3 separate regions of the Homo sapiens genome follow, and regions 1 and 3 are each linked to region 2. A link is a contact called in ENCODE Hi-C or POLR2A ChIA-PET data. All regions are on one chromosome and are shown on one strand. The core of a region is the stretch at or near the end of the contact, and the rest is flanking DNA. Distances in the headings are between cores, read along the strand shown.

Region 1 (3,260 bases), core at 430-2,929, 490 kb after region 2:
AGGTCTGGTATACAGTGTCATTCAATAAATGAGTCCTGAGCCAGGCATGGTGACACATGCCTATAGTCCCAGCTACTCAAGAGGCTGAGGCTGGAGGGTCCCTTGAACCCAAGAATTTGAGGTTGCAGTGAACTATGATTGCACCACTGCACTCCAGACTAGGCTACAGAGTAAGACCATGTCTCTAGAAAAAAAAAAGTAATAATAAATAAGAAAAAAAGAGAAAGAAATTAGTTTTTTTTTTTTAGAGACGGAGTCTCACTCTGTTGCCCAGGCTGGAGTGCAGTGGTGTGATCTCGGCTCACTGTAACCTCTGCTTCCCGGGTTCAAGCAATTCTCCTGCCTCAGCCTCCTGAGTAGCTGGGACTACAGGCGCATGCTGCCACGCCTGGCTAATTTTTTGTATTTTAGTAGAGACGGGGTTTCACCGTTGTTGCCCAGGCTGGTCTCGAACTCCTGAGCTCAGGCAATCCACCTGCCTCGGCCTCCCAAAGTGCTAGGATTACAGGCGTGAGCCACCGTGCCCGGCCAGAAATTAGTTTTTATTTTATTTATGTATTTATTCATTTATTTTGAGATGGAGTCTCGCTCTGTCCCTTGGCTGGAGTGCCGTGGCGCGATCTCGGCTCACTGCAAGCTCCGCTTCTGGGGTTCACGCCATTCTCCTGCCTCAGCCTCCCGAGTAGCTGGAACTACAGGTGCCTGCTACCATGCCCAGCTAATTTTTTTGTATTTTTAGTGGAGACGGGGGTTTCACCGTGTTAACCAGGATGGTCTTGATCTCCTGACCTCGTGATCTGCCCACCTCGGCCTCCCAAAGTGCTGGGATTACAGGCCTGAGCCAGGTTCTTTATCAAACCTGCTTGTTTTTTGTTTTTTTTTGTTTTTTATGATATTATTCTGTTTGCATATTTTGGTACCTTCTTTTGTGTCTTTAATAATTATTAGCTCATCTTTCGATGGTTTTTGTGCAAACATGCTATTATCTGAAAGTACGCCTTTGCTTGCTGGGTTGACTCCTAGCTCCAGGAGGATGATTTCTATATTGTAATTTTGGATTACATGAGCCCCAAGGCCTGATTTCCTGCCCTTGTATTTGCATTGCATTAGGAGGTCTTTGCTTTCTGAGACCCGTGACACCTCCTCCTCTGGCATAGTATCTATCAGTTCACACTACCGGTTGGGTTTCAGTTCCATTTTTGTTTTTTGACATGGGGGATTTCCCTTTCTTTCCTGTGAACCCTGTGATTCATTTAAAAGAGTACTTGTTATCTTTTACTCAGAATTTCCAGATGTTTTTGCGGGTGGGGTTGAGTGTTTCAGGCTATCTAATCTGCTGTATTGCTGGAAACTGACCACCTTTGCGCTTTTTTTAGTTTCTTTTCTCTACCCCCTAGCTCTGAATATTCAGTTTCTGTTCTTTCATTTCCCACCCTACTCCCTCCTGTCTCATATATCTTTTATACCTTCAGCTTCAAATCCTTTTCTTAACAAGTTGATTTACTCTGGAGTTTCTAATTTAAATGCATCCCAGGTGGCAATCTCACAGGTCAACCTGGTTCCTGTTGGGCCAGATATTCTGGGTCCAGCTATCTCATAAATCACTTGCCCTGCCCATGCATTGGCTGCCCCTGGGGCTGATGCCCATGTCTGACACAATCAGCTGTGGTGTGAGCAGAAGTTGCCAGTCACATGGTACCAAAGAAGGTGACTTCTGCTCTGTCTTTAGAAGGGTCTGTGGGTAAGTGGGGCAGACATCATGACTGACATGTACAGTAACATCCTTAACAGGTTTGCAATGTAGTTGATTGATAATAGCCAGAAGGTTTAAAATATTTTTTTTTTTGAGATGGAGTTTTGCTCTTTTTGCCCAGGCTGGTGTGCAATGGCGCGATCTCGGCTCACTGCAACCTCTGCCTCCCAGGTTCAAGTGATTCTCCTGCCTCAGCCTCCCGAGTAGCTGGGATTACAGGCATGCACCACCACCCTGGCTAATTTTGTATTTTTAGTAGAGACGGGTTTTCTCCATGTTGGTCAGGCTGGTCTTGAACTCCTGACCTCAGGTGATCCGCCCACCTCGGCCTCACAAAGTGCTGGGATTACAGGCGTAAGCCACCACGCCTGGCAAATTTTTATTTTTTTTAAAGCTAGAATCTTAACTTGCCTTATACATTCACCTCTGGCATAGATACTGTTTGCATGCCCCAACATGGCTACTCCTTCCATGTTCCTACTCTGTAAGTACTAAATCATTGATAGAGGGTTTGTCCTCTCAAATAAGCTTACTGTCATCACTTTAAAACACTATTTCTTTTCTTTACTTTTTTTTTTTTTTTTTTGAGACGGAGTTTCACTGTTCTTGTTGCCCAGGCTGGAGTGCAATGGCACGGTCTTGGCTCACTGCAACCTCTGCCTCCTGGGTTCAAGCAATTCTCCTGCCTCAGCCTCCTAAGCAGCTGGAATTACAGGCACCCGCCACCACGCCTGGCTAATTTTTATATTTTTAGTAGATACGGGGTTCCACCATGTTGGCCAGGCTGGTCTCGAACTCTTGACCTCAGGTGATCCGCCCGCCTCGGCCTCCCTAAGTTCTGGGATTACAGGTGTGAGCCACCGCACCTGGTCCCCGAATTCATTTTTTAAAAAAGGAAGTGTTTTATTCCAGGGCTGGAGTCAGCCAACCTTTAAATGCCCCCGAAACTCTATATGATGGGATACCATGTAGCCAGTGAAACATTATGAAGCTGCTTAACATTCAACAGTTAAAAAAGATCTCCCAGATACTTTACTTTTAAAAGAAGTTGTGGATACATTGTAGGTGTATATATCAATGGGGTATACAGGATGTCTTGTTACAGGCATGCAATGTGAAATAAGCACATCATGGAGAATGGGGTCCAGATACTTTAAGTTAAAAAAAAAAAAAGAGATAAAGCAGTGTGTATAATAGGCCTTATTTTGTGTTACAAAAATGTATATATATATAGACCAGATGCGGTGGCTCACGCCTGTAATCCCAACACTTTGGGAGGCCAAGGCAGGCGGATCACTTGAGGTTAGGAGTTCAAGACCAGCCTGGCCAACATGGTGAAACCCCGGCTCTACTGAAAATTAAAAAAATTAGCTGGGCGTGGTGGTGCACGCCTGTAATCCCAGCTACTTGGGAGGTTGAGTCAGGAGAATTGCTTGAACCCGGGAGGTGGAGGTTACAGTGAGCAGAGATCACGCCACTGCACTCCAGCCTGCGTGACAGAGGGAGA
Region 2 (3,254 bases), core at 203-2,702:
TTCCCACCTCTGCTTCTTACCAGCTGTGGGACCCTGGCTAGTGGCCTAACCTCCTTGAGACCCATTTGCCCCATCTGTTTAATGGGAGTAATTATTCCACCGACCTCACAGACTCAATGTGAGGATGAAATGAGTTGAAACAGGGAGTGGACTTAGTGTGCTTAAAAAGTATAGAACAAGATCTGAATTCCTTATCCTTGGCCACCAGGCCCCACTTGTCTATCCCTGGAAGCCTCCCAAACTCATCTCCGTCCCTATTGCCTTTGCTCCTTGGGCCCAGCCCCTGGCCCCTTTTCCTTTGCTTTAACTGAGAAGCATGATTCTGCCCTCCGAGCCTTTGCATCTGCTGTTTCCTCTGTCTGGACCAGTCTTCACCCAGGCTCTGCAGGACCAGCCCTCCCTCAGTTCTCATCAGAGAGGTCTTTCCTAATGAAAGGAACTGCCCCTTCCTTCATTCATTTGTTCATTCATTTATTGAACAAATGTTTAATCAGCCATGTGCTTGGCATGGTTTTAAGTACTAGGGAGACAGCATAGAAAACCCTATCCTCATGGAGCCCACGCTAGGGTGCTGACAAAGCAAAAAGCTGACAATGACGATAAAGAAGCAAAGTATTTAGCACGTTGCATAGTGATGCTTGCTGTGAAGGAAAAAGGCAGGGGAGGAGCATGAGGAATGCAAGAGTGGAGGGTTGCAGTTTTTGTTAGGGTGGCTAGAAAAGAGGTCCCTGAGAAGATAACACTTAAGACCTGTAGGAGGTAAGGGAGGGTGCCACATGGCTACACAGAACAAGAGCCGTATGCACAGAGAAGACAGCAAGTGCAAAGGCCCTGAGGCAGCAGTGTGCTCAAAAAACTTTACATATATTAATACAAACATATGTACATATGCATATTTAAATTTCTGTTCCTGTTTAGCATGCAACTTAGTGCCTGGCTCATGGTAGATCCTTAAAAAATTATTTCTGGGTGAGTGAAGGGGTAGGTGGATGAAGACAGAATGGTGCTGAGGAACCCAGATAACTTTAGGGAGATATTGGTTCTGAATCCTTAGTAAAGTTTCCTTCACTTCCCCCTGCCTCATTTTCTACATTTGCATCGTACTGATGACAATAATTTCCTTACTGCGTTGTTGTGGAGAATAAAGAGATCATGCTCATGCAGTCCTTGCCACAGTAACCCTGGTTTGTTTGTAGGAACCACTTGAGAAATATTACCTATTATTCCTTATGATTCAAGGGAAAAATGGATTTGAATTGATTGTATCCTGTCTCTGGGAAGGGGTGGTGGGGAGTTCCCCTGAATAGAGGAAAATTTTTCTTTTAAAATGCACATGCATTTTTCAGAAACTGATGCTCTAATCTCATTGTTTCCAAGGAGAGGTGAAACCACCACCCTACGCTACAAGCTGGGCTGTCAGCTGCTCTCACTTCCTGCACCTCCTCTGCCCTGGGCATGACAAGACCTCATTTTCAGTTTCAGTCTCACCGGTTCCAACCCGGGGCTGACGGGTTTTGATTCATTTCATCCAAACCAGGCTGAGCTGCCCAGAGCTTTGCCCAGGTGCTGGCCTGGGGAACCACATGTCAGCTTCATCCTTCTCACCTTTAAGGCTTTTGTAGCCGTTCACACCCAGAACAACCTCTACCTGTGCAGAACAGAAATCCCGCTTTGTGGGAGGAAATGGTGCTATTAATCCCATCGTGGCCTCCACAGGTAAAGAGCTTCCACTGATGGCAGTAGCTCACAAATGTCATAGTCTCGAGCCACTTTCTGGCGTATATTCAGACCACCTCTACTGCCACTTGGTACTAATTTGTTCTTTTTTTTTTTTGAGACCGAGTTTCGCTCTTGCGAACCAGGCTGGAGCGCAGTGGCACGATCTCGGCTCACTGCAACCTCTGCCTCCCAGGTTCAAGCAATTCTCCTGCCTCAGCCTCCGGAGTAGCTGGGATTACAAGTGCCCACCACCACACCCAGCTAATTTTTGTATTTTTAGTAGAGGCAGGGTTTCACCATGTTGGCCAGGCTGGTCTTGAACTCCCGACCTCAGGTGATGCACTCGCCTAAGCCTCCCAAAGTGCTGGGATTAGAGGCATGAGCCACCGTGCCTGGCCTGTTGTTTCTTTAAAACAACTCCTTTGAAATAAATTCATTTTAAAAGGATGACTTAAGCCAGTTCCAGAAATGAAACGTTATGACTTTGATGGTCTTGTTGTGATTCTAATGTACATAAAATTAATTTGCAACGATTTCAATCAAAGAGGGAGTATTTATAGACTCCCTAAAATCATCGCAGTCTGGGACTTGCAGCCTCATTCCTTTCTGTCCTCAGTGGCACCTCCCGCAAGAGACAAAGGGCTTGCTCATGGTCACAGAGCCTCTCAGTGACAGTCAGAATTGGGGCACCCACTTCTGGATGCCTAGTGTGGTGTCTTTCCAGCTGTCCCTGTCCCTAGTATGGGAGTGATTTAAATCACCCACACAAGGAAGATGAACTGATACAGTTTACAGACATTTACCTTTATAGCAGAGACCTGCCTGGAGACATCTCGCTGGCACTACAAATTGTCTCATCTCACTGGGGGATCCCTTAGAAGCCGGCCCCTGGGGTCCAATTAGGCAACATAACAGCCGTTGCTGCTTTCAGAATCATTAGCTTCTTAATCCTCCCAGTGAGAGGTGAAAAAAGTGTGAACATTCAAATTGTGCTCATGGATTTAAGTGGCTTAACCAAGGGCCCCCAGGAGAGTGGAAGCTAATAATAGCTCCTCTGTGCTGAGCACTTAACCATTTGCCAGGTACCTGCCCCATCTGCATATGTGCAAGATATTGCCCCAATTTGCAGATGAGAAAACTGAGACTCAGAGGGAAGAGGTGAAGGACACAAGGTCTCATGGCTGTATTGCAGCACAGCCAAGATTTAAATTTGGATCTGACCCCTTAAGCCTATCTGTTTTCTTTGGAAAGAACATCAACAAATTATGAGAATGGGTTGTAGATTTGGCCTACGGTAGGTGCATGATAAACACTTGTTGACTGCGTGAATGAATGAAACATGGTGTGTATCCTCGGGTAAGTTGCTTCACACAGTCACTCACATACACAATTGCACATAAGTATGCACTCAGTATGCACAGACTGAAGCTTTAATTTCCTCTCTTAAAACTGGATCTTTTGCTTTGCACATTTATATTGTCTTTGTGGCCCCAATATGCACTTGAGTTTGTGTCTTCTGGAATGGAGATTTCTTT
Region 3 (2,975 bases), core at 303-2,802, 440 kb before region 2:
AGGAGATGTCTGTTTTTCTACAGGCAGTGTAAGATCAATCTGTCACTTGCAACTCAATGAGTCCTGACTAATACAGAAACCTTTGTCACAGGGCTTCTGGGACAATAAAATGAAATAATCCATGTAAAGAAGTTTACACAGGGTCTGGCACAGAAGAGGGATCCTATAAAACTGCACCACTTGTTACTCTGATGATACTTATGTCAACGATGTAAATGTTTCACTCGAGTCTCCTCTGTGCCCAGGCTCTGTGCTGACCCCTGTGGACACAAAGATGAATTAAGTCCTGGTCCCACTAAAGGAGTTCACAGTCTAATTGAGGAGACTTAAATAGACCATTAGAGTTTAAGTTCATTAACAAAGAATTCTGAGCATAGTATGCCTGGGCCTGGACTGGGGTGGGATAGATGGAGAGTGACCCAGTTTTACCTGGGAGTCAGGAAGGCTCCCTGGAAGAGGTGACATTCCAGCTGGGGGTGGAAGGACAAGTGTCAGTTTGTGGGTGAAGAAGGGAGTTGGACATCCCTGACAGAAGGAACAGCGTGTGCAAAGGTCCTGTGCTCTGACCATCGGGAAATAGGGAGTTGGGAGAACCAGAACAGTGGGAAGCTGAGATGCAGTGAGGCCTGTGGGGCTGGAGTGAAGGTCACAACCTTGAAGCCCTAAAGGCTGAATCATATGCAAATGTGCCTTATTGTGGCCCACTCTGTGTGTGTGTGTGTGTGTGTAAGCTGCCCCCATTTGGAAATAAGGAAGTTTCACATTAAAATCTGGGTTTCCAGCTTTTCTTGAGAGATAAGAAGATCTGGGTTAGAGCTCCCACCTTTGCAACAGGTAGCTGGAGCTGAGTATCCACTACCCACCTTTGACAGGGGAGCAGCCCTGCAGACTGCATCCTGCTGATCAATGAACGGGTCCGTCTGCACACCCAGGTGGCCTTCCACAGGTGCAACCCCTTCCCAGCTCCCGAAGGCATTTGAATTTGGGACTAAACACCCCCTTCTACTATATAATTAATATTTGGAACACAGTAGCTTTTGGAATAATAGCTAATAATAAAAACAATTTTAAGGATTGAAAGCCAGTCCTAAGTCATATTGGATGACAATTCCTGCACGGGGTATTGAAAATGGCAAGGAAACTAGCTGCTGTTTAGTGAGTGCTTCCTCTGAGCCAAGCAGGTGCCAAGTACTAAGCATGTGTTTTCTCATTCAATTCTGGCAACAGTCTTGTAGATGTCATTATTACTTCCATTTCACAGATGGGGAACTGAGGCTCACAGAGAACTGAGGATTTGCCTAAGGTCACATAGCCAAGGAATGGCAGAGCTGAAGATTTGGGTTCATATCCATCACCCCCAATGGCTGACTGTTTTCTCACCTGTAGCCCTCAGTGTCCAAAGTCCCCAGACCTACCCGGTCTTGACAAGTTGCTCAGCTGCTCCTGGGTGGCCTGGCATGCTGTCCAAATGGCAGTGGTTTCAGGCGGGCGGTCGCTGGCAGCTGTGGCAGGTGGAGAGGAAGTGGGGGAATCGCTGGGACTTGGGAATCCCTGCCACTTCTGCTTTTCCACTCTTTAATGAAGCTCTCCTGGCTGCCTTGTCCCGCCCTTTTCGGGGCCCACCTCCCAGAGGGTTGGGCAAGCTGCCTCATCCTCTGCCCACAAGCAAGAGCGGGTGGAAGGTGTGGGAAGAGGAAAAGACAGCCTTTTCCAAGCGATGTCTCTAATCTTGGTAGCAGGAAGGTAGAATTAGCCCCATTTTACAGAGAAGGAAACTGAGGCACAGAGAAACCATACAGCTTCCCTTTCCCTCCCACTCCATAGTTGTGTGCCCCAAGGGGAGCCTGATCCCTGCTCTTGGGACTCACAGGTGATAATCAGACCCCTGCCAAGTACTGGGAGCAGTGGCTCTGGTCTCCTTCCCCAGCCCCCTTCCTGTCTTTAGCCTGACTTGTACCTCGCTTCAAATCTCAGCTCTGTCCCTCCCTAGCTATGAGACCTTGGGCAGGTGACCTCATATCTCTCTGCTGGTTTTCTCCCCTTAAAAAAAGTTTAATGAGGCTGGGCACAGTGGCTCACATCTGTAATCCCAGCACTCTGGGAGGCTGAGGGGGGTGGATCACCTGAGGTCAGGAGTTTGAGATCAGCCTGACCAACATGGTGAAACCCTGTCTCTACTAAAAATACAAAAATTATCTGGTTTGTGGTGGTGCATACCTGTAGTTCCAGATACTCGGGAGGCTGAGGCAGGAGAATCACTTGAACCTAGGAGACAAGGTTGCAGTGAGCTGAGATCACGTCACTGCACTCCAGCCTGGGCACAGAGCGAGACTCCGTCTCAAAAAAAAATAGTTAATGAAAATAACAGTTAACATTTATTGAGCACTTACTATGTATCAGGCATTCTTCTAAACAATTTCTCTTCAAATTCACTGAACACTTACTTTGAACATCCCTTTATGGTAAAGATGTTATTTTCATTCTTCAGCTCAGAAAACTGAGACTCAGAGAGCTACGTCGCCAACCACGCCACTCAGCTATTAATGGTACTGCCGTGATTTCTAACCAGCGGGCTGGCTTCAGGGTATACCAGTTAGCCACTGGGCTCTGCTGCTGTGGAGGGGATAATTCACAGACCTCGTGATTACTTCATAGTACAGCTGGTACTGCAAATAGTAGGTACTCAATAATGTAAATTCCCCACGCACACCCTCTGCAGTTAGTGCCCTGCAGGTCTGCTTTCAGGCTGTCCTGAAAGCCAGTTCCTACCTGGAATGCAGACACCTCTCCAGCATCTCTGTACCCCATCACTCCCAGCAGGCCTCCCCTGAGCCCCCCAGGCTCCCCCTCTGTGGGATGGACCAGTAGGGGCACAGCCACTTTCCCTTATAAGGACATGTTGCCTGGGTCACTCTCAGGCCTGAAGGGGAATGTCCTGCGGCCTGGATAGGGGAAGTGACGTTCTTATAGTTACA

What was found. A loop is a pair of places that touch in the nucleus more often than their neighbours do. ChIA-PET counts read pairs that join two places held with the same protein, here RNA polymerase II (POLR2A). Pooled maps may share reads with other maps.
Region 1: a loop to region 2 is called in a map of naive thymus-derived CD4-positive, alpha-beta T cell, with 12 times the contacts of the local background. The contact joins two enhancer-like sites. A Hi-C loop is called at or near these places in 1 of 168 maps with a recorded cell type or tissue (naive thymus-derived CD4-positive, alpha-beta T cell) and 7 of 50 pooled maps. POLR2A ChIA-PET finds 5 or more read pairs at or near these places in 1 of 52 experiments (WTC11).
Region 3: a pooled map shows a loop between it and region 2 (10-fold over the local background). The contact joins the promoter of OCSTAMP here to the enhancer-like site in region 2. A Hi-C loop is called at or near these places in 2 of 37 single-sample maps with no recorded cell type and 6 of 50 pooled maps. POLR2A ChIA-PET finds 5 or more read pairs at or near these places in 1 of 52 experiments (activated T-cell).

Annotation. Positions count from the first base shown.
Region 1 is chr20:47,486,117-47,489,376 of GRCh38, forward strand. No RefSeq gene overlaps it. Among named protein-coding and RNA genes, the nearest start is that of NCOA3, 14 kb to the right of the region's middle. RefSeq lists enhancers at 439-508, 1,109-1,438, 1,469-1,518 and silencers at 1,729-1,778, 1,799-1,858. Within about 2 kb of position 1,680, at least 9 of the 41 ENCODE cell types and tissues checked have a DNase peak (open chromatin) inside an H3K27ac peak, as active enhancers do.
Region 2 is chr20:46,993,084-46,996,337 of GRCh38, forward strand. The region is part of intron 2 of EYA2 (EYA transcriptional coactivator and phosphatase 2); the gene reads left to right. Among named protein-coding and RNA genes, the nearest start is that of EYA2-AS1, 93 kb to the left of the region's middle. Within about 2 kb of position 1,453, at least 2 of the 41 ENCODE cell types and tissues checked have a DNase peak (open chromatin) inside an H3K27ac peak, as active enhancers do.
Region 3 is chr20:46,549,102-46,552,076 of GRCh38, forward strand. OCSTAMP (osteoclast stimulatory transmembrane protein) reads right to left here and starts at 1,553. Exons shown (of 3, transcript NM_080721.3): 1 at 1,416-1,553. The coding sequence starts at 1,459.